3 separate regions of the Mus musculus genome follow, and all the other regions are linked to region 2. The links are chromatin loops, found by intact Hi-C in ENCODE. Cell type or tissue: left cerebral cortex. All regions are shown on one strand.

Evidence for each region. Hi-C counts contacts between places; a loop is a spot of excess contacts. Peaks named below come from ENCODE experiments on the same cell type or tissue, not always from the same donor. Only the 100,000 strongest peaks of a DNase experiment are listed, where the experiment ranks them.
Region 1: a loop joins it to region 2, with 16 times the contacts of the local background. A loop is called at or near these places in 21 of 42 quality-filtered maps.
Region 3: a loop joins it to region 2, with 9 times the contacts of the local background. A loop is called at or near these places in 40 of 42 quality-filtered maps.

Annotation. Positions count from the first base shown.
Region 1 is chr14:33,366,991-33,374,990 of GRCm38, forward strand. It overlaps Arhgap22 (Rho GTPase activating protein 22), which reads left to right. Exons shown (of 11, transcript NM_153800.4): 10 at 1-453; 11 at 2,360-2,946. The coding sequence ends at 2,588. Among named protein-coding and RNA genes, the nearest start is that of Mapk8, 76 kb to the right of the region's middle. In left cerebral cortex, a CTCF peak has its summit at 4,478 (motif pointing left); DNase peaks (open chromatin) are centred at 593, 3,260 and 4,457.
Region 2 is chr14:33,209,597-33,217,596 of GRCm38, forward strand. Arhgap22 (Rho GTPase activating protein 22) reads left to right here and starts at 7,227. Exons shown (of 11, transcript NM_153800.4): 1 at 7,227-7,249; 2 at 7,356-7,515. The coding sequence starts at 7,464. It also overlaps the pseudogene Gm6340. In left cerebral cortex, a CTCF peak has its summit at 4,332 (motif pointing right); DNase peaks (open chromatin) are centred at 4,361, 4,816, 5,004, 5,405 and 2 more places; H3K4me3 peaks cover 1,706 bases; H3K27ac peaks cover 2,307 bases.
Region 3 is chr14:33,299,864-33,307,863 of GRCm38, forward strand. All of the region lies in intron 4 of Arhgap22 (Rho GTPase activating protein 22), which reads left to right. Among named protein-coding and RNA genes, the nearest start is that of Gm41130, 72 kb to the left of the region's middle. In left cerebral cortex, a CTCF peak has its summit at 3,796 (motif pointing left); DNase peaks (open chromatin) are centred at 3,794 and 6,187.

The sequences.
Region 1 (8,000 bases), 160 kb after region 2:
CAGCCACCGTCGGGCCTCATCGGGGGACCGCCTTAAAGATACAGGCTCGGCACAGAGACTCTCCACCTATGACAATGTGCCGCCATCTAGCCAATTTTCTAGCACTGCCAGCGTGGCCAGCACGTCATGGTCTGTAGCCTCGTCCTCCCGAGAGGCCTCTGTCAGCAGCTGCACAGCCTGCCGGGCCAGCAACTCTTCTGCCTGCAGCTCCTTACACACCGAGTGGGCTCTCGAGCCCTCTCCTCTCCCCAGCAGCAGTGAGGGCCACCAGTCCCCGGACCTGGGCCACAGCCTGGATGAGCCATGTGTGGGCAGTGGCAGCAGTGAGCCCAATGACCCAGGCAGCCCCACACAGGCCCATGTTCGCCGCTGCCGGGCTCTCCAGGGCCAGGTGGCCGAGCTCAGGGCAGAGTTGTGTCAGCAGAGGACTGAGTACAAGAGGAGCCTGAAAAGGTAAAGGACCACTCTTATGCTGGCTGCTTGGAAAGCTGCAGGGGGCAGGGCTCAGAGCAGCCCGCTCCCAGGGTGCCTTTCTTGGAAAATGGCACTAGCCTATTCGGGGTTGGGAGGGGGTGTACCCGTCAGCTGGCAGGCCTCCACAAGGGAGAATGTCAGTTTGTAGAACAGGAGTCGGGAGCCAGGCGGCTCTCTGGGATACAGTGAGAGCAGAGCCCTGAATGACCGTATCACTGAAAGTGGCCACAGAGAGGGTTGCCCAGAGGCTGTCCAATGCGCAGCCCAGCCTATCCCAGGTACCTATAGTAAGCCTAGTTATACAACGCTCCTTCCCTACACAGGATCTCCTTGGGAAGAATGGAGGGGAACAGTGAAGGCCCTTGAACCACTCTCAACTGACAGGGGCCCCGTGGAAGGAGAGTTTGTAAGAGGATGGTCTCCAGCACAGGAAGGAAGGGGACTATGGCACCATGTCCCATCTAGCAGGCTTCTGGGAATAGGCTCTGTTGGCATACAGGGTGCTCACCCATTCTGCCTCCTGTAATCCAGTCGCTGCCCTTCCAGTATCTCCCTAAGAGGATCTTTTGTTTGTGAAAAACAGATAGATGCTGTGCTAGATACCGGGGACAGAGCTGTGTCCCAAACTCACCAGAATTCTGGGCCTGACTTGTATTTGGGATTACCAGGATGAGACAATACACAAGATTCATCAGAAATGCATGACGTGCTGGGGAGTGGATACAGGACAGGAGCCCTGGGGAGGGAAGGGGGCCTTCTCGGGAGAGGATAGGAAGGCCTGAGGTGTGTGTGTGTGGGGGGGGGGGGGGTAGGAGAGCATGCCTTGGAGCTCTGCTAGCCTTGAGCAGGGTAGTAAGGCAGGGGCTTCAGGCCTGGATACTTCTTGGTCTTCTTCAGGGGACAGTGAGTGTGGAGAAACAGATGGAGCGTTTCAAGGGCTTTGGCTCTCTATTGGAAAGCTTACTGGAGGTTTAGTAGGCACCAATTAGGAAGCGATAGGAGTCCAGGCTCGTGGGATGGCATGGGCCACGGGGGCAACAGCAGAGGTGGGAGAAACAGAAATTGGCACATGTTCTGAAGGTGGATTGGGCGGGCCTTGCTCTCTGATGAACTGAGAAGAGCTCACCTGGCATAAAAGTCTTAGTGCTTGCTGTAGGGGAAGAGCTAGAAGCAGATACTCATTGGAGAGGAGAAGGAGGCGGGACAGAGCACGGCTTGAGGAAGCTCTCAGGAGCTCCACATCGGACTGTTCAGTTAGAGATGCTCGTGGCCAGGCCAGGAGCTTACTAGGAGGGCTTAGCATCAAGAGACTGGACAAAGTCACTCTCACATAGGACAGACAGAGAGGGGAGGCCCAAGCAAGGAGAGGATACCATGGAAGGGTTGGGGACAGAAGAGAAGCAAGCGAGACCTCAGTGCCATCCTCCACGAGGTCCCCTTTCTGGTAGTATGCTCACTGCTATGGTGAAGGGAGGTTACCTTCCTCTGAGCACTATATAGAAAGCAGCAGGAGATATGGGTAAGAGTATAAAAACATGAGTCAGGGACCTCTGCCCCTCTTGCTAGTGAAAGGTGATTTTTTTTTCCTCCCCTCACCAGGACAGTTGACAGGAGTAGAGTGACAAAAGGCGACATCTAGCAAGGGCTCAGGGATACTGCTAGTCCCAGTGCTGGGCAGGAATCCTTATGGTGGCATTTCTGGGTCATAAACCCAAGGAAGGCAGCCTCCCTGTAGGGAGCCCCCATTGGCTTGCAGCACTGAGCAAGACTGTGAGATCCCTACCTACAGCCACCTCTCCATGTCCCTGACCCGGTCTCTTCCTGCTGTGACAGTACCCCACCCAGTAGCTGGAGTCTGAAAATCCCCCTCTTCTTGATTTTTAAGCATCGAGGAGGGCAGTGCTGACCTGCGGAAGCAGATGTCTCGGTTGGAAGAGGAGCTGGACCAGGAGAGGAAGAAGTATGCCATGCTGGAGATCAAGCTCCGGAACTCGGAGCGAGCCCGGGAGGATGCGGAGCGCAGGAACCAGCTGCTGCAGAGGGAGATGGAGGAGTTCTTCTCCACCCTGGGGAGCTTGACTACAGGGACCAAGGGGTCCAGAGCCCCGGAGTGAAAGGAGCAGAGGCACGCGTCTGTCTATGTCTGCTCACGTTTCCTGCAGGGCTGGCCACAGTGCAGAGGAAGCCAGAAGCTTCAAGTTTGGGCCAGGCCACCAGCAGGGCCATCTGCCTCCAAGTGCCAGAGAGAGGGAGCCTGACACCAGGATGGGGACTGTCAGTATCCCCAAGAGTCCAGGCAGGATCTGGATACTTTTCCAAACATACGGGTCCCAGCAGGGGTCAGAGGGGATGGTGCCCCAGGATCATGAGCATCCGCCTCTCATCCAGGAAGAGTCCTCAGTGGCCACCCAAAAGGATGGCACCTTGAGAGCCAGGCCACCAAGAACTTTATTAAAGTGCTCTGAAAGCATGGCGCCTGTCACCAGCCTCATTCTTCATGTCTGTGCCGAGGGGAGTTTACCAGGTGATAAGTTTCTTGGAAGGCTGATCATCCCCGGGTGTGGGTGGAGCTCCCCGAGGGTCTCAGCACTACTGTGGGGGGGAGCCACCTCAGAAGCTTCTTCAACTCTCCCATCTCAGAGCCTCTGTGGCTACTTCTTACCCTGCAGGGTCCTCTGCAACCTGCTTTCCTCTGCAGGGGCTCAGCTCTGCTCCAGAGGGCTGGGCTTACAGAAGGCCAGAGCTGATTGGTCCTCTAGAGCCTGCCCACTTTGCAGGTCTGGGAGGAGTCGTCCCGTACTTCCATGTCTACCGTAACTCCTTGAGACAGCTTCAGACCTTGAGTGACCCCTGCCCCACTCTCCAGGCTCCAGGCTCCAGGAAGCCCGGGCATATTCTGGTTGCTCTGATAAAATACCCGACAGAAACGTTTTAGGAAGGCCTTCAGCTGCTGCGGCATGAGAGCTAACCTAGCTGGAGCAATAGGAATCTGAGACAGCTGGTCTCACTGCATCCACTAGACTATGGATCTTCCTCTGGAAATGTCCTAGACAGACCCAGAGGTGTCTCAGTGTCTCTTCTATGGATGTAAACCCAGTCAAACTGACAGTGAAGATTGGCCATTATACAGGCCCAGCTGTAAGAGGCCTGGCCTCTCCTTTCCCCCTTAAACAGTGACCTATGGTCTCTGTCTGTCTGTGTGTGTATGTAGGGGTGGTGGTGGTTAAGAGGTCTTCAATGTATCCCAGTTACAGGTCACTATGCCTTAAAGGCATTAAGCCCCTAATGCCCACCTACCTGACTGACAACACCCAGGCAGCAGAATGGCCAGGGTTACAGTGCTATTAGCACTGGCTCCACCCCTCCACACACACCCCTGCCCCCATGAAACTCAAGGCCAGCTGCCCCTACCCTCACTCTCAGTGGTAAGGCCAACTGACACCTGACCTCTGACTGTTCTTTGGAAGAGGACTGGAGATTTCCACAACTAGGATTCCTCCCAAGGACCCTCCCAGCGTCAGAGGCCAGGGTCAGGGTGTCCCTGGGAGTCCCAAGAGGGCAGCAGAGATATCAGTGTATGTTATAGGGCACTGCTGCAGCCCGTTCCTTCCTCCCCCGTATTCAGAGAGGACAAGCTAAAGTGACTGATTTCTCAGAACCTCTCACAGGACAATTTAAAGATTACTCCTTATATCCTCTGTGACAGGGGAAACAGCCCTGAGCGGTTAGGTGGGGCCACCAATTTATTCATACAACCCTGTTTTGTTCCCTCAGCACAGGTGTAGAACTCTGCTGAGTTGATTTGAAGCAAAAAAAAAAAAAAAAAAAAAAAAAAAAAAAAAAAAGCCACCAGCTCATCAAAAGAGCTTCCAGGACCGAAGTCTCAGGAGGGCTTCACAGTAGGAAAAGTCTGGCCATGGTAAAGGCTAGCTGCCTGCCTGCCTGCCTGCCTGCCTCCTACAGGGAAGAGTTTGCTAGCCAACTCTGCCACCTGCTGGCAAACAGGGATGTAGGCATGTACAACTTTTCTTAAGGATGAATCTCCGGTCTCTTCTCCCACTGTGCAATGCACTCTCCTGCCTAGACATCTGACTTCTGATGAGAGGCACTGACCATGAGGCTCATCCACAGTGGGTGCTCTGCCGGGAACCTCTCAACCTTTCCTTCTCTTCCAAGCCTAAAGGTTCCAGCCATAATCATACTAGAATGAATGACCTCTCTTAAGTCAAACAATGAATTGTGACTATGAACAGATGGGGAATGAGACTTTAATTATAAAGAGGTATGAACTGGTGAAAATAATTTAAGATTCTGGCCACAGGCTACTTTGAGACATGTTTTAAAATTTGTTTTGGGGGGTTGGACAGATTGCTCACTGTTTAAGAGGTGAGGCCTTAGGGAAGGACTTTCTTGAGGAAGACATAAACTCTAGTCTAGCTTAGTAAGTTCCTTGGGGTTACTTCAGGAGGATGGGTAACAATGTCCGTGGTATCTGGAAAGGCCCACCTAGCATGGGCCAGGAGCTCCCTGCGAGTTGCTAGTTCTGCCAGTCTCCTTAAGCGTTTGCTACTTATATAAATGTGCGGTATGGCCTGAGACTCCGCCCTCGGCCTCCCCAGCCTCTTAAGGGTTAAGAGTCTTCTCACAAGGTGTGGGACACACACCTTTAATCCTCCCACGCATGAGGCAGAACCAGCAAGTCCTAGGCCAGCCAAGACTGAACACCAAACCCCTCCTTTCCAGGCCAATGTTTCAATAGAAAGGAAAAGTCTGTACAAGAGTTCCTGAGGTCCTTTGCCGTGTACCCTCGAAGGGGACTTGAAGACTCTGGTCCTTTCTCCTTTCTTTGCTTCATGGCCCATGGAGTTGGTTTTACCATGTCCCCTACTATGCTACCTTGTCACAGGCCTGAAGCATCCTAGTTAACCAATCATGGCTGAACCTTTTTCCTATAAGCCTAAATATTTTCTCTGTAATTATCTAGAGTATTTCACTATAGTGATGCAAAGCTGACCAAGGCAGATGGAAAGGACTGTAGTTGGTGATGGGCAGACCTGATGGGCTCAGATGGGGGGAGCAAGCAGGCAAGCTTTCATTCCACTGACATGAGCAGGCTTGAATTATACAAGTTCTGCATTTTTGGCCACTGCATAGAGTGGGCATAAGTGGATGCAGGTATAGTAGTCAAGGACACTGGATGCTGGAAGGCTGGCCGAAGGTTGACGGGGAGGAAACCAAGGGGAGAATGCTGGCACATCCATTTACATCCTTATGTGGATGGGTTTTAACATTTTATCAAGTCTTTGGGAATTTCAAATCATGTACCCCAATTCCACTCACTTCCCAGTCCTTCCATATCCATCCTTATAATCTCTCCAAAAGAAAATAAAAAATTTAAAGGTTAGAGAAGAAAAGCAAAACAACAAAAAATATGACCCTATCAAGCAGTTTTCTGTTACATGCACTATTTGCTCGTTTTTCCCATACTTCCCATATTCATTCATGGCATTGCAAGTTGTGTATCACACAGTGCATCCTTTTGCCCAAAGAGCTCTACTTGCTAATGTTCATTGCCATGAGCCATTAGTCTAGTTCAAAGCCTCTGGCTTCTGCTACACCAGCAATATTGAACCCTCACAGCCTCTTGGATATTCTGCTGAGTCGTGGAGTCCTGCAGCTTTGGTTCTGCAGGACTGGCTCCTTCACAGGCTCCAGCAGTTCATAGATAAAGTAGATGTTGGGGTGGGTGAATTCATAAGTGCTGGACCTGGATGGTAGCTGAGTAGGTCAGCCCAACAGCATCCCTCCTACTTCCCAGCAGGTCTATTTAAAGAGAGCAATTAACAGGGTCTGGTGGCATACTGCTGACATGAGAACGGTGGAGGTGGACCTTTGACAGACTGTATGGGTGTCAGCAAAGGCTAGAGGAATGGAGAAGCTGGCCTGAGGACAAGCAGGATGAATGCACTCTGCTGCCTCTGGGGTCCTGGGAAAGGAGGGAGGCACCTTAGCATTCTGTGAAGAGGAAGTACTTGACCACAGTACCTTCTCAAGCCCATCCAGAGCAGGGTCTACTGACTGGCAGCTGAGATGGCTGTGGTGGCATCTGACACCTGTCTTCAGACAATTGGGAATTTCATTTTGGAGTCAGATTTGAAAGATCATAGCCCAGTCTTGCCAATCCTCAAGTTGTAAATCACAACCCTGTCCTCACCCAAGGGGTGAGTTCTCAAGGCTGGCCCCAGTCCAGGTCAGTGGGGGCTACAAACTGCCCCCAGCCACCATCCCACTCCCCATTTAGTTTCTGGTGTCTCTTGGTCCAGTGCTGGAAACAAGGGGTAGGATCCATGTGATGTGATGTGGGGCTTGGGAATGCCTAGTCTTGGCTCTGCTGCACTGTGAGGGTGAGTGCTGAAGCTCTTTCCAGCACAGCCTAGGAAAGAGAAGTAGCATTTGCTGCATATCATATTCTTCTGAGTGTGTATTTACCTAAGTCCTGGCTGCTGTTTGAACATTAGAGTGTGACTGTAGCTAGCCGAACTGTTATGACTTCTACAGATTGAACCTCTAGCTGAGAGTTAAGAGACAACTATTTGCCAAAGGTGCCTTACATACTGCTCCACCTGTGTGGACAATGAGCCTTTACAGTGACCTATGCCTCCTTGTTTTATGAGAAAAGAGAGCCAGGGAGAGGGCAGGCCATTTACCAAGACTAGAGACCAGGTCCAATTTTGGGCATTTTACATTCCCATTATTGCAGTAATCTTATACTGTATGCAGTGACTTGTGCAACATGTTGAGAAATATAAACACTGCACGGTCAAAAGTCCTAGTCATGGGCTTAAACAACATTTGCATGCTAAGTGTCTACACCAGGTTCTCCCTTCCCAGGGTATTATGGGGCAGGGTATATGTGCTCTATCAACAGAGAACAGGCTGTCATCAACTAACACATGAACATGGTGCCTCCTTCATTACCTGTGCAGAAGTGAGAATGAAGTGAGCAAGCATGAGGGCAAAACAGACAGACTGATGGCTAGCATCTGTGACCCAAACACCCTACAGAGATGGGAGGTAGAGACAGGGCCTGAAGCCTCAAGTCAGCTAGCCTTGAGCATCCAGTACAGGTACAGAAACAGAGATTGTGTTTCAGCAAACAGGTGAGAACTAACCTCTGAACGCTGTCCTTTCATACCCCCCACACCCTCTTTCTTTTTTTTTTTAAAGATTTATTTATTATTATATCTAACTACACTGTACCCGTCTTCAGATGCACCAAGAGGGCATCAGATCTCATTATGGGTGGTTGTGAGCCATCTCGCCAGCCCCCTCCTTTTCTCTCTTCTCTTTTCTCTTCTCCTCTCCCCTTCTTTCTCTTTCTTTTCTTTTTCTTTCTTTCTTTCTTTCTTTCTTTCTTTCTTTCTTTCTTTCTTTCTTTCTTTTCTTCCTTCCTTCCTTTTCTCCTTTTTTTTCCCTAGGCCAAGAGGTCTATTGGTGAAGGGGGAGAGTGAAAGACATGAGAGAGA
Region 2 (8,000 bases):
CAGATGTGTAGCGGGGAAAGGATTTCTCCCCATCCCTTCGACTGCCTTTTCCCTCTGCCGATTGCCAATTGCTTCCTTCACTCTGCAGAAGCTCAATACAATAATTTTACACAGTTTATCATCAGTTCTTGGGATCCATTCCTCTGCTGCAGCGTCCTTCTCAGACAGCCCTCACCTATGCCTACATATTGAAATGTTTCTTCTGCTTTCCTCCAGCAGTCTCAGAGTTCCAGGTCTTCTGTTAAGGTTGAAGTTGGGTTTTGTGTGGGACAGGAGATATGTACCTAACTTCGTTCTCCTTAGGGCTGACATCCAAGTTTGCTGGTTTCATTAGACAAAAATGCTTTCTTTTCTCCAAAGTGTGTTTTGGAAGGTTTTTCAAACGCTGGGTGTCTGTGGCTATGTTGGTTTATGTCTGGTTCCCTGTTGTGCGTGCATCTGCTGTGTGCCAGGACGGTGCTGGTTTCCTCACTGTGGCTCTGCAGTGTACACTGAGATAAGGTATTATGTTGCCTGCAACATTGCTCTTCTGCTCTTGATAGCTTTGGATATTATTTGTGAATAGGGTCTTTTGTACTTCCATGTTAATTTTAGCCTCTATGTCAGCAGGGAAATTGGCCTATATTTTTCTTCCTTCCTTCCTTCCTTCCTTCCTTCCTTCCTTCCTTCCTTCCTTCCTTCCTTCCTTTCTTCCCTCCCTCCCTCCCTCCCTCCCTCCCTCCCTCCCTCCCTCCCTCCCTTCCTTACTTCCTTCCTTCTGTCTTTGTTGTTGTTGCTGTTGGTGATGGTGATGGTGATGATGGTGGTGGTGGTGATGGTGATGATGGTGGTGGTGATGATGATGATGATGTGCCCCTATCCAGTTTGGGCACTGGGGTGGTGCTGGCTTCATAGACTGGGTTTACTGGTGTCCGTTCCCTTTCTAGTTTTTTGAGCTGTTTGGGGAGTGTTGGTGTTAGCTCCTCTTTAAAGGTCTGAGAGGACTGGGCAGTGAATTTGGTGGCTCTTTGGCCCCTTTTACTAAGAGATCCTTCACCAGAGTTTCACTCATGTTGGGAGTTATGGGTTTCTTTAGTGACTGGCATTCTCTAAAACCCTCTTGGTCCCAATAAGTGTTTTCAATTTCATTTCACTGGAGAAATTTTTTTTAAATTTCCTCCATCTTTTCTCTAATGGCCAACTGGTCATTCGGGAGTGTATTGTTAGAACTCTCTGTAACTCTGTAGTTTCTGAGGCTTCTCTCGTTGCTGATCTCTGGTTTCATTCCACTATGACCTGACAGCGTATGAGAAATTATTTCAGTCTTCTGTATTTGTCAGAACTTCCTCTGTTGTCTAAAACATGATCCGTGTTACAGTGGATTCTGTGGACTGCCGAGAGGAATGCGTGGTCTGCAGCTGTCGGGTGGGATGCTCTGCTAAGATCTCTTAAGTGTAGTCTGCAGCTGTCCAGTGGGATGCTCTGCTAAGATCTCTTAAGCCCTTTTAGCTGTGATGCAAAATAGCTATGACAATCCTTGCTCGTTTCTTGGTCAAAACAAAACATGCGTTTCTGAGAGTGGAGTATTGCAGCTATTGTATCAAGACCTATCTGCCCTCTGGGTGTATTAGTTTTTGTCTTATGAAATAGGGGGGCCTGAAATTGGCTATAGAAAACATAATAAACACTAAAATTAGCATCTGGTCTTGATGAAGTGTTCCCTTTATTAATTTTTGGTGGATTTTTATCTCTCTGGCTAGTTTCTATTCAAAGTCTACTTTATCATTTATCAGAATCTCTGGGCCAGCTTGCTCCAGCTTTGCTTTGCTTGTAGGTTGGTTTCCATCCTAAAATCTCAGTCTGTGGGTCTCTTCGCCAGCGGGATATGATTTCAGAGCGACAACAGATAACTGGATTATAGTTTTCAGTTCATCAGCTGGTCTCCATTACACTGGAGTGTTGAGTCCATTCGCATTTATAGTTATTATTGAGAGAGTTTTGCTCCTTTTTATAATTCCCGTTGCTTGGTTTTGGTTGCATTCTGGTTGGGTTACTCTCGGGTGTTTTCTGTGTTCCTGTTCATGTTAGGGCTCTGCTGATTTACTCTCTTGGACACGATGAATGCTTTCTTAGTTCTCTTTGCTCATCGTCCGGCTCATGGCATGTATTCTTTTCTGTGTTCCCTTGGCTGAGACATTCCTCCTCTGCGGTTAAGGCTCCTGGGTGTCTCTGGCAGTGCTGGCTTGGTGGCCATGAATTGGTTCATGCTTGTGTTCCTGTGTCTCTATCTCCATGAATGTTAAACGATAACTTTGTTCATCTCCGTTGCTGGCTTTCCTTTCCAGGCTGTGGTTGGAGTTCTTACTCCATATGTCAGCTAATTTATATCCTCTTTGAAGTCATTGGTTCTTTTAAAAACTAACCTTTGAGTTCTTCATCTGGTATTTTAACTAGCTCTGTGTTTTCACTGTTGGCATCTGAGTTGCCATCTTGAAATTGTGTATGTGTTTGTGTGTGTGTGTGTGTGTGTGTGTGTGTGTGTGGTGTGACAATAATTAGGGAGAAAAAAGACCATGGATTTGAAAAGGAGTAAGGAAGGTTTGGAGGGAGGAAATGGAAGGGACATATGATGTAATTATGTTATAAACTCAAAAAAAAAAAAAAAAGAAAAGAAATAGTTTTAAAATAAGATAAAAACATTACTGAAGTAAAGTGAAAAGAAAAACAGAGGAAGTGGAGGGAATCAGAAGAAAGCCTGTGAAGTCAGAGCTGCCCCCGGGCCCTAAGTGGAGGCTCTTCTGTTAGAGAAGACCGACTTCCCCTCTGCCAGCAGGTGTCAGGTATTATGGCTTCATGGCTGGCATACGGCAGTCACCTAGCAAATTGCCCAGTGTGATCTACTGCCCTTTGTCCTCTGGGGGATGGGTTCACTCATATCCCTACCCGCGGTTTAGGGCTAGAGAGTGAGGCTTAGGGAGGCTGTGAAACTACCCAGTGAGCTGCCTGTGCCCACCACAGGAATCAAAATCACTTCCACCTCAGCCTCTCTCCCACTTTGTTCTGCAACCCCAGCCCCCTTTCCAGCAAGGCTGGACAGACTAGAATTCCTTGGCCTGTGTGCACACAGGAGGCCTTGGTGGGGTGTTTTCCAATGAGGTTGTCTGTTAGCTTAATCAGAGGGGATGCCAGCAGTGTCTCTGCTGAGCCCTGGTGAGTGGAGGGCTGACTCATTCTGGAAGAAGGGAACTTTCTGCCTCCACAATGGGGCCACCTGCCCACTTCTGTCCTGAGCCTTTGGCTTTAAAATGCCCTCAGTGAGCCTTATGGCTTGAGAAATAGTCATATCTGTCCTCCACCACCTGGGGGTTTTCTTGCTGCACTTCTCAGCACCCAACCATGGAACAAGGTGGAAGGATTGATCTGATGGGAACAAAAAAATCTATGTAAGCCCAGGAGCCCCACATGAATCACCAGCAAATAGTGAGGGTAGAAAGGCGAGGCCATAAGAAAGCACAGACTTGGCTGCTGGGAGTTGTCTGGAGGCCAGCGGCCCTGGGGCTGAGCGCCCTCCAGCAGAGCAATCATGTCCCACAAACAAATCTATTATTCGGACAAATACGACGAGGAGTTCGAGTACCGGCATGCCGTATTGCCCAAGGACATAGCCAACCTGGTCCCGAAAACCCACTTGATGTCTGAATCTGAATGGAGGAAGCTCGGCGTTCAGCAGAGTCAGGGATGGGTCCACTATATGATCCATGAACCAGAACCTCACATCTTACTGTTCCCGCAGCCACTGCCCAAGAAGCCAAAGAAATGAAGCCAGCGAACCGCCTTCCGGCCTCGAGCTTTCCACAGCTGTCCTCACTCCCTACCATCTTTCTGATCGGGTGACCATGTTGCTTTCTTATTTCTCACTTTGATATGTAAAGGATACACTGTTTGAATGTGCTGGTATCTGCTTTGCTTCTGGAGTTGAGCCACCAGTGCCACAGCCCTGTCAGATGAGTGTGACCATATTAGTCATTTGGCAGAAGCATGTGAAATCTAGATCATGGCTGTTACAGGGATGGTGTGAATATGCTGATGTGTTTTTTACTATTGGGTATTGTATTTATGATGACTTATGGATTTATGTTTCAATGTATTAGAAACTTTGCATTTTATCTGACAGATCTTTTCCATGTTACAAGCCTCGATTAAAGGAAGTTTTTTTATAATCTAAAAAAAAAAAAGCACAGACTTACTCAAGCTGCCCCCGGATCCCAGCAGGAAAACAAAATGCAATGTCCAGGAACAAGACCAGGGTTCAGAAGCACGGGCGAAGCTCCTCTAATGACCACCAGAGGGCGCTCCAAACCAGCCAACCCAGGCCCTCCTCGGCGCCGCGCTTCCTGCAGAGGTCAGCCTTTTACACTTTCCGAGCCGCTGAGGTTGCTGCTGCAGCCTTGAGAGGCCAGCCAAGGACAGCTGTCAGAGCATCATCCCCAGAGGCATCGAGGAGACAGGAAACCTGCATCCTGCCTGATGATGTTCAGCCTGGGTTGCATCCCCTGGTCCTACCAGCGGACTCGTCCCATGGGAGCCAGGGGCAGGGGCAAAGGCAGGGCACCCACGGGGTGAGAAGAGGGGCGGCAGCTAGAGTGCTCCCTCCTGGAACGAAGAAGGAGCCCCTCCTTCTTCAGGCAAAGACAGAGAAGCCTGCTCTCCACGTCCAGGTGAGCAAAGATGAGATCCAGGTGAGCCAGGACAGCTCCAGGAGAGCCACACACAGCAGCGACCCTGTGTGGGGTGGAGTGGGGAGCCGGGGCTGCACAAGTTTCCTGACCCCAGGCTGTGAGTTCATTCTTTAAAGATGGACTCTAAATACCCTCCTAAGCCACATTAAATTGCTGCGTGGCTCGGAGCATCACGATTCCACAATGAGACCCTCCCCCAGCTGCTGTCAGGTGTCACGTAAATGTGTGCATTGTGCAGTTGTGCCTGCAGGTGGGGTGAGATAAGGCACAGGGGCACTGGCCTGAGTCCAGGGCAAACAGATCTGTTGTGAGCGTGGTGCGGAGCCATGCCTGGAGCTGAGTCATGCTCTGGGAGGCGTCTAGGCGGGCCCTGGCTCTACTGGGCTTGGCTGGGTGTGGCCGGCTGTTGACCTTGCTTAGAAAGGTAGGTTAGGAGAATACTAAGGTGAAGGGCTAGAGAGCAAACCTCTTCCTCTTTCACAGAGGTGACCCCTCTCTACTCCAACCCCACAGTAGCATATCGGTTTAGGAACTTCCCCCCTCCTGCAAACGTATACACAATTGTTACAGTCTCCCAGGGTCTATTCTAGCACCCACCTGTCTCCTCTGCCTGCCCTCTCTGGTCCTGGGAAAAGCCAGCCCCACCCAGTTCCTTAGATGTGATAAGACCCGGCTGCTTTAGCCAATCAGCACACCCCACTGGTTTGGATCCAGTCGAGTGCATTGGTTAGTGCCCCAAATCAAGGAAAGAAGGCATTTGACAGGCTTTGGGAAGAAGCTCTGTGGTTTGTCTGAGACTGGACAGTGTCCTCTTTCCTCGGGCTCTGCGGGAGAGAAGAAATGTTAGCTCCCAAAGCTGATCCCAAAATAAAGGAGGGCCAGGGGAAGAAGGGGAGGAGGGGGAGGAGAAAGGAGGAAGGGTGAAGGGTGAAGAAGAGGGAGAAGGAGAGGAAGGAGGAAGAGAGGGAAGAGGAAACACCCTAGAAGCAAACAGAACTGCAAGGAAACCCAGACTTGATTGACATGTCAACCTGCTAGATCCAGCTGTCTGCCACCAATTATGAGACTGTTCCCCCTAAAGGAGCCAATGTGTGCCCTTGTATTCCTGAATTCAACTTTAACGTTAGACTTCTGTTTTGTAAACAGGCTCTCATGTAGCACAGGCTGGCCTTGAACTCACTATATAGCTGAGGGTAACCTTGAACTTCTGAGTCTCTGCCCCCACCTCCTGATTGCTGGGTTTACAGGCATACTACACGCCTACCTGGCTTTGTGTCCTGCTAGGGACTGGACCTACAGTGTGAACCCAGAGCATTCATTCTTAAGGCTTGCTACAGTGGGTGTGGGGTGCCCCCACCCTCAGAGCCTTACCCCCGTCCACCTATGCTTCCAAACTGTGCACTCTTCCAGGAGAGACTGAAGGTGTCACTCCCAAATCCCTCAGGGTCTCTGAGGTCTGTACCAACTCCAGGGTCCTCATTTCCTGGCTCCAGCTCCATCACTTCCCTGGAGACTCCCAGCTCAGCTGTGTGTTCAAGGCCATCTGTGCTCCTGGGTCCCAGGTCATGCCAATATCTTGGGCTTAGGCCCTTGAAGATTTAGGGCTTAGTGACCGCTTCATTCTCTCTGCTATTCCAAAGGCAGTCTGCCTTCTCCATTCCAGGTGCTGTCCCATCACTCCCTGGGGACCAGTCAGTGACAGGAACTATACCCACATGCTAAAGTGTGAACCAGAAGCATTTTGCCCCAGCAGGACCCACAGAATACCAGGCACTAGTCCATAGCCCCAAGCTTCTGTTCTCTGTGGCAGTGATGGACCGATTTCAGCCCGCATCTCTATCTCCTCCTCCTCCTGCCTCCTTCTGCCTCCTCCTGCCCAGGTTGGAAGGATCTACCGGTAACTTCAGGCTTCATACAAGCTCAGCTTGTAGAGACTAGCACACTGGAGACAGGGTAGGTAGGGGAAGAGCATTCTGGGCTCCATCTGCAAATGGTATCATATGTCCTAAAGACAGGTGACAGTGTGCCTGCCATCTCAGAGCCTGGCTTTATTTTAGGTCGCTAGGACTGCTGCTGTGTGAATGATGTTCACGGCGGCAGAAATACCACTTGGCTAGTTATAAGCAAGCTTTGTCTATTTGTTTGTTCGTTTGTACCCATTTTCCACAACTGTAAATGATGTAATGATGACACATTTCCAAAAATAGAATGGAGAAGTGGTACCCTAAGGATGTGACAGAGCTTTCCTGGGGTCTACCCCAGCACTTGGACCACAAGCCAAAGTGTGAGCCAGGAACCAGCCAGCATGCTCAGAGCAATTTGCACGGTCCCTTACTTAGCTCCATGTTGTTCCCTTGGGGGCGAAAAATATCAAATCTAGTAGCTAGAGCCCTTGGCTCACCGAGCCCTTGCTTCCGCTGATGAATCTGGCATCTTCTCCCTCTGAGACGCAGTTGTCACTGCTGGTCCCATTTTACAGATTTGAGGAACTGATACTCTGACTTCCCCAAGTCTGCTCTCAGATCCCCAAGGTACATGCTCCACAGAGAAACTTGTCCCTCACAGCAGGCTTTGTTCGTGTTTGAAATCCAGGCAAATGCCTGGAAAGAGCGTTCTAAATATATTTCTCTACTATAGATGCTGATCGCCTGCTACTGAAACTGGGAATTAGCTTGTCTGCCTGAGGATGTGGCTGCTGCCTTCCAGAGAAGACACAGGAGAAATCTGCACACTGCCAGCCTAGCAATGCTGCCGACGGCTTCCAGCAAAAGAAGAACCTTCGCTGCCAGATACTTCAGTAAGGATTTGGCTCTATGGTGGGGAATGGCTGCCTGTGTGCTTGACTTCGTGCTTAAGGGTGGGGTCGCTCGGTGACACTGAAGGAGCCTCGTTGGTCTTGCGGGCTGTGGGCACCATGAAGTGGGGACTCAATCTTCCTTCAGCTCTCAGCACAAGTTGGTTAGCCAGCACTCAGCCATGACCCAGCATCTGCTCTCTGTGAGCCTGGAAATCAGGCTCCAGTGTCAAGGGTCCTGGGTTCCAATGGCTGGGGACTCTAATGACAGTTGACGGCCATGAGGATCACCATGACCACAGACTGCTTGGACACTGGATAGAGCTTCCACAGGGAGAACTGGGCATCCCAAGGCTCCTCTGTCTGTGCCAGGAAGCCACCCAGCCTGGTAGTGAACTGAAAGATGCAGAGAGGATGATTGAATAGCTCCGGGAAGCTCTGGGAAGGCAGCAGCTAGTCACAGTGGGACTAGTGTCTGTTCGAGTCAC
Region 3 (8,000 bases), 90 kb after region 2:
AAGATATAAGATATAAGATATAAGATACAAGGGCCAAAAATGTCTGTGACAGAGGCCTTTGAGGAGAGATGCAGAGACTGGAGGGAAGAGACCACCAGCGTGATGGGAGGAATGGTTGTAGGGGTGGGAGCATGAACAAGATCCTTCCTCTGGGGACCATTGAGTATTTAAGATTCTCCATGGGTGGAGTCTGTGAGCCAGTACCTATACAAACACCGAGGGGTGCAGTAGACACCCCAAACACCACAAGGAAATAACCAGGCTCTTGCTGTCTACTAAGGGATAAGATGGGCCCAGGCTGGGGCCAGAGATCTGCCGCCCGACATTCCGGGAATTCTGGGAGGTGGAGTGAAAGTACAAACACACACCTTTCAGTCCATGGTAGCACATGACTGTAATCCCAAGCCTAGATTTAAAACTGCACTCAGAAAGTACAAGCAGGAGGGACTTGGGACACAAATTAGACAAAGGCCTTGCCTTTCCCCTTTCCCCTAATCTCATTTCTATTCTATGTCGTATATATGTAGATATGTGCATGTTACATATGTATGTGTGTATATGATTTTCTACATCTATCCAAAATCTAGGATCCACAAATGAGAGAAAATATATTATCTGCCTTTCTGAGTTTGAGCCATTTCACTTAACATGGTGACCTTCAGTTGTATCCATTTTTTTCTGCAGACGATCCAATTAAATTCTTCTTTATGGTTGAGTTAAACTCCACTGGGCAAGAGAAGAAAGGCTTAGTTCACTGTGAGACATGAATAAAGATTCTGCAGTGAAGGTAGAGAAGAGGAAGGCCCTATTGACTGGGGGAGTGAGGACTTAGGGGCCTGGGGAAGGCAAGGCCGAAGTGCAGTCTCTGGGCCTGGGAAGCAGCTGGCCAGGCAAGGCCAGAGGGCATAGTGGAGCTGAGTGTACTCTGTCCATATTGAGAGAACGGCACTGAACATGTGCCCCAAGAATGAGTTGGGGGAGGGGAGCCACCAGTTCTGTGTCCCTAATCTAGGGCAGAGCTATTTGCAAGGATTTCTTTGTCTAGAAGGATGGGTCTTTTGTCATAGAAAACAAATATATTCTAAAGGTCCTGAGAGTTGGCAAATGGATATTTAGTGACCTGTTATTCCACCTATCACATAAATCATATATTTATAAGGTTCTGAGAGTAAGAACGTGGACATTGTGAAGGCCATTGTCCTGCCTGTCACAATACTCAAGACCTGCTTTAGTCCTGTTTCCCAGAAACAGACCCTGGAGATTAGAAAAAGCAGCAGCTGTGCCCTGGTGCACAGCCAGCCAGAAGCTCTGTCTCAGTCTGTTTTCTGAAGGCACACCTAAGTCCCACAGATTGGGAGACTCAAAAAGAAGGAGAGTGGGCTCAGCGGATAGAGGCACTCACATGCCGGTCCGATGAAGCCTGAGATCTCAGAGGGTGACAGGAGAGAACTGACAGGAAGAGTTGTCCTCTGATCTCCACACAAACACATGCTGTGACATGTTCACACCTGAGCTAACACACTTGCATACATACACACACACGTACATACACATGTGTGCACAGGCACACATACATACAAACACGTATATGCATATACATGCACATGCACACACACATATGAATGCACACATATGCACACAAACACGAAAAAACTAATAAAGTATGTTCGGATCATGGTTCTGGGGACCAGGAGATTGAAGCTTAAGAGACTATACCTATAAGGATCTTCTCATACGCAACAGGATGTGGGGACCCTGCAAGGATCCAGGTAGGAAGCGAACCCTCAGAGAGATGAAAATAAAGACCCAGTCCAGACTGACTTCATCAGTCTGGATCAGACTTCAGGGAGTCTAATGCCAGGAGGCTCACTGTCAGCATAGTTAAAACTCAGTATAATCTGGGAAAAATTTTTCTAGGCAACAATCATTTCAATTACAAGTTCAGAATAAAGGGTAGTGTGACTACATCAAAACTTCTCTTCAAAGTACGTGTGACCGTTAGGGTGGGTTCTACAGCTAAAAGGCCTAGAATCTAGGCTCACCAAGAGAGTGCACAGGTCAGCCAGCCATGAAGCACACGTGGCATCTCCCCTAAGGATGGGTAGAGGTCTAGGGAGGTAGAAACCTTGAATAACCATTCTGGGGAATTTGGGTGAGGTCTGAATCTATGGCAAAAGGTGGGTGAGGTCTGCCTCCGCCAATAGCAAAAAAGTTACCAAGTTGTTAACAAAATCCACTCCCAGCCTTGCGGGCAGAAAAACAAGTGTTTTATCTCCTCCTTGAGAAGAGGCCCTGTGTGTTTAACATTCCTGTCTTTCCGGAGTGGTCTGTGGGCTCAAGGACCTTTGGGCTTCCAACAACAAGAAACCTGCAGAACCCCAAGGTATTACAAAGCATCACAGGCCAAAAGCGGTGCAAGAAGATGCAGGCCAAAGTAGCTCTTATGACAGATGATTCACGAGTGGGCTGGTTCATTGTGAGGGCAGAGCCTTCTGGACCTGACTGTTTCTTTTAACACTCCACAATGTGTGTGTGTGTGTGTGTGTGTGTGTGTGTGTGTGTGTGTGTGTGTGTGTGTGTGTGTGCTTCAGCTGTGAGGTTTAAGGGCTTGGTCTCTGACCCCTTTCCCAGCACAGAAACGATTGCCTGGCTGAGCACCCAATTTGTGGGGCTCTCAGATCTGCTCATTTCTGCTGTTACTGCTTCTGTTATACACAGCTCCTCCTAGGACCTCAGGAGGAAGCAGGTTGGTACTGAGGTCACTCTGGAAAAGCAGAAGAGGTGGGTAAGGGACCCCCTTGTGCTCCAAGCACTGCACATCCCTGTGCAGAGAGAATTCAACACCGGTGCTGATGGAGGCCCTGGGGTGGCTCTCCTTCCTACCCTCTTTCCAGAGGCTCTGAAGTCTTGAGACTTCCTACCAACCTAGTCCCAGGGACTCAGGAGATTTTGGCTACAGCTAGAAATATTCCACTCCCTTTATAGCCTGTTAAGGTGTGGCGCCCAGGGATGTTAGGTGAACCACCCGAGGTCAAACAGCTGGCAGAAGGGGACCTGTACCTCCGAGGTCAGCCTGCCCTGGGCTGAGCTTTATGTGACTACCGTTTCCAACAGAGGCTCCGGACAGGGGCCTTGTGGCTAGAAAAGGAATAGTAATGATAAAGTTGAGGTCCAGATGGCAATAAGCACTGGAATTTCCACTGTGACAGAGCTGAGGCAGGAAAATTACCATTTTGAGGCCAGCATGGACAAAGAAGGAAGGAACAAAAGAAGGGAAGGTTGAGTGACCCCACCTGAAACAAGAGCCACCAAGGAGCCTTCTCACTCAAACTCAGTAACCCGTGCTATGGGTCTGATCTTGAGCTGGCCTCCAGAGGCCCTGGTGAAAGCAGGGTACAATCTCTGCCCTTAAAGAATCAGGGGACAATGCTTACCATCCTGATCTTGAGACAAGGTAAATACCTTACTTACTAGGTTGAGGCTAATTACATGGGGACAGAAACAGGAAGTATGGCTGTGAAGGCCCCTGTTGGTATCTCCCAGCACTGAAGCCCGGGGCAGGACAGGAAAACGGACAGAGGCATTGCCAGTGCTATGGCCTGAGCCTGGGATAGCCCCTCGTTCTGCCCTGGGTACCTTCATCGCCCAAGGAGGAAAACTTGACAGCCCTTGGAGATGTGATTGTTCTTAAGATGATCGGCTACTTAAGTTTAATTCATAGAGTCTATTGCAGCCTTCAATCCTGTGGAAAGTGACAGAAAAGAAATGGTGTGAGTGCCACCTAGTGGACAAACTTGTCAATGCAAACACCACTCATGTGCTGCAATCTCCAAGCTAGGTTTCAAAGAGCCAGAGAACCGCATGCACAGTCACCGAGCAAGTCATAAGAGGACAGTGTCACTGGGGGAATGAGTGCAGGGCTCCTATCGCCTGGCTATGGTACGTGGCTCCATGCCCACCTAGTCGGTATATATAACATGCAGGTCACCGCTTACTAAATTCAGGAGAGCAGAAAAGTGTGGTTGCCAGCACTTTTTGTCTTGCTTGGATTGCATAATATGAAGTTTGCATGGGGGGCGGGTGTTGATATGGGGTCTTATTTTTTTGACCAGCCTAAAATTGGTTATGTAGACTCTGCTGACCTCAAACTCATAAGCACTAGGCTTAAAGGCATGAGCCACTACAGCCGGCCTCTGGAGCTTTCATGGTGACCAGGCAAGGAGAACCAAATTAAAACCTGATGCAAATGGGATATTGACTGCAACTTGGCTCAGAGCATCTTTGTCCAAAGTTATACAGACTGTGAAGCCTCTCTGAGATCATTGACCCGAGAGCTGAGAAAGAAGAGAGGAGAGGGGGCCACTGCCGGAACTCTCAGGCTCCCAGAGGAATTATGAGGAAAATAAATTCAATTGACACCTCCTTTTCCATCCATACATCGTAGATTCTTTACATCAGGTTAACTGCTAATTAACTGCTACTGATGTGTGTGTGTGTGTGTGTGTGTGTGTGATAATTTTTGAGACAGGGCACAGACCATGCAATGCCACCAAGGAAGTTAGCTGACTGTAGGGCAGGCATCAGGGTCCTGACCCAGGCAGATGCAATGCAATCAAGCATGTGAGGAGAGAGAGAGAGAGAGAGAGAGAGAGAGAGAGAGAGAGAGAGAGAGAGAGAGAGAACTCTAGATGACTGCAGGTGAAAATACCAGATGGCCTCCTGGACCCAAAATCCATAGTGATTTTCTGAACTCCTAGAAGCTGCACCACAGAAAATGGAGCTCTCTCCTCTTCCCACTGCTGACTTGGGAGAGTAGGACTCAAAAACAGAATTAGCATGACTCCTTCATGATTCATACATGATAGCTGTCGGGTTTCTGAGGTTCTAGACCAGGATATGGGTGCCAGAGAACTAAGTGATTTATTGTGTGTATGCATCCTTTATGTGAAAGCTAAGCTCTTGCCATGCTAATCTCACTAGCCCCAGGGCTAACCTGTGCTAACTCCTTTATTCCAAAGTAGTGGAATTTGATGGATCCCACAATTACAGGTGAGGAACCTCCATTCCAACAAGCTAGAATCCCAGAGCCAGAGGCTGGAAGAGCTACACCCTGAGCTAGCTCAAGGCCAGAACCCTGTCTCTGATTAGCTCTCTGAGGCCCGAAGGAGCTAGGTACCCCCCAAAAAGGTTGCCCTGGGGGGGGGGGGTCTGCATCTTCTATGTAGACTTTTCTCTTACCCCAGCAGTATCCTGGTAAACCTGGTAAACCCGTCCCTGTACACTTGATTTCATGGGGAGTTCTTGGTATTGTGGTTGTCTGGCTCTAGGCCCAGTTTAGGCCTCTCCCTAAACACACAAGAAAGGGTCAAGGAGTGGGGGGTCTGCTTTGGCATACTAGGCTGAGAGTGATAAGGCACTGGGCAGGCCATTCCCCATGAGATAGATGCTCATGAATTAAGTAGCCAGTAAAGCACTGTAACTCCTTGCTAACCTCTCTCTTGCAGTATGCACATGATGCTTCCATAGGGAGGCAGGTGGGCTGATGGATGTAGACCAGAACCCTGGGCTTTCATCCAGGTAACTAACCAGGCTCTCAAGTCTCCATTGCTCAACATACTTCATAGGAGGTCCCAGAGGCAGGTATCAGATGCTAGCTCTAGCTAATGCCTACAGAGGAAGGGTTGACAAGAAAGCCATAGGACCACACAGAATCAACCAGATACTGGGAGCTGTAAGGAAGGACCAGGCAGCAGGGCTGCTCAGGGGTCAGGAGCTGTGCTGGGGTCATGGACGTGCATGCCCTACTCTGGGGAGGTTGAATGCTGTTGAGAGTTGCCCGCCAGCCTAGAGTTCACAGCTGCCTGTTCTGATCAAGCCAGCAGTTTGGAGTACACTGGAGGTCTGGAATCTGCTATCTCTAAGACCTGACCTTGACAGGGAGCCAGCACCGGGATTACTCCGTAGAAGGAGAGTGATACTGTGTGTCTGACATGCCAGGAGCAGCCCTGATCACTGCGGCAGGCTGAGCGGGGAGGGAGGCTGATACGGTCCTATCTCCGCACCTGGTACCAGTCAGCCTGCATCTCAGCTCAACCCTGTGCAGCCCCAGAAGCCTGAAGAGCACCAGAAAGCTGGGTCCTTTTCTAAAACCGAAACCAGAAACGCCCACCAGCAAGTGTGGAAGAATCAGCAAATTCTAGAGTAGCTGCTTGCGCTTTCCTGCTTCTTAGCCTGGCTTCCTACTCTCTTGGCTCAAATTCTCTCAGCGCCACACAGGAGCTGGTGTAGGAAACTCCTGAGGGTGTCCTTTGGGGAAGTGTCCCTGGGAGCAACAGCCATAAGCAGGTTGTGGTTGGTGACTTGCTTGCTAGGAACCACCATCCACAAAAGAAGAAGCTGAATAATACCAGGTAAAGAGTATTTTAATAACATGCTTTATACAGCCCATGAGATCCCAAGTATTTCTACCCCGACTTTAGTAAAGTGGTGGGGAGGGGGCCCAGGGACTGGGGAGTGGGGAGTTTGAATCCAGAGCCTGGAACACACTAGCATGTCTTTTCTGCACCACTGAAATATTTTAAATTTTCTTCCTAAATTTAACGAGTACTTTTCACTTTGGGCACTTTTCAATTCAGACACTCAAATTTCAGTATTTCGTTCCTTCATACATAGCCATACATTGATATGGTTGGTTTTTGTTTTTTTGTTTTTTGTTTTTTTCGAGACAGGGTTTCTCTGTATAGCCCTGGCTGTCCTGGAACTCACTCTGTAGACCAGGCTGGCCTGGAACTCAGAAATCCGCCTGCCTCTGCCTCCCAAGTGCTGGGATTAAAGGCGTGCGCCACCACGCCCGGTTCGATATGGTTGATTTTTGATTGATTTCATTCCCGGTGCCCTCTCTCAGAAGGCCCCTCTTCTCCCTCTAGAACTCTTCTTCTTCCCAACAGCCCCCCTCCTACTCCTCGGGTTCTGTGGGACCCGCTGAGTTGGGTTTTTTTTTGTTTTGTTTTTTTGGTTTGTTTGTTTGTTTGTTTGTTTGTTTGTTTGTTTGTTTTTGGATTGCTTGCATGAGCATGGGTGGTGGCAGGAATGGGGGTGAGGATCAATGGCCCCCAGCAACTAACTACCAATAGAACCTTGGGGAGGGGTGGGTCCCCTCTGATGATTAATGTTGTCAGGTGCAGTCTGTGCAGGACCCTAGCTGCACTAAGATGCTGGCAGCTCTGGGTTTACAGAAGCCAAACTGGGCAGCTTGAGCCAGAGGAGGAGGAGTTCAGGGTGCCTCCTGGAAGAGACTAGTGTTCCGCAAGACACTCGAAATGAGAAGGAGGGATACGGAAGGATGTATATGCAATGAGGAGTCTGGACTTTGGACTCAGACAGACCTGACTCAGATCACAGCTCTCCAGTCACTAATTGGTCACTAACTGGGAAAGCTTGATACCGTAACTTCAGCTCTGTGGTTCTTCTGCTGAGAGCATTGCTCAACATGACCTGCAGAAGGGTCTCATCTCTCACTCAAATCCCACTGCACTGCGTCAGAGACCTTCAGCTAGAACTTCCTTTTACAGGGAAGGGTACCGTGGAAAACAACCTTCACCTTCAGTCTTGCTCATAGAGGTCATGGTCTCTATCAGATGATTAAACAGCAGCCATTTCTCCTGCCTAGGCCCATCAGAAAGCACTTCGGTAAAAGAATAAAATCCTGTCATTGTGGCAACATGGGTGGGACCGGAGATCATCATGTCAAGTGAAAAAGTGTGTCCTCACTTGTGAGAACTAAAAAGATGATCTCAAAGAAAGGGGAAATAAAATTCTGGTTGGTAGAAGGTGGGGAGGGCTGGGAAAAGGGTTTGGAGGGTAAGGGTGCAGTTTGATAGGAGGAATAATTTCTGATGTTTGATAGTACAAAAGAGTAACTGTCGGTGACAACAATTAGGTGAATAATACAAAATAGTTAGTGGAGAGGTTATGAATATCTTCAACCCAAAGAGGTGGTC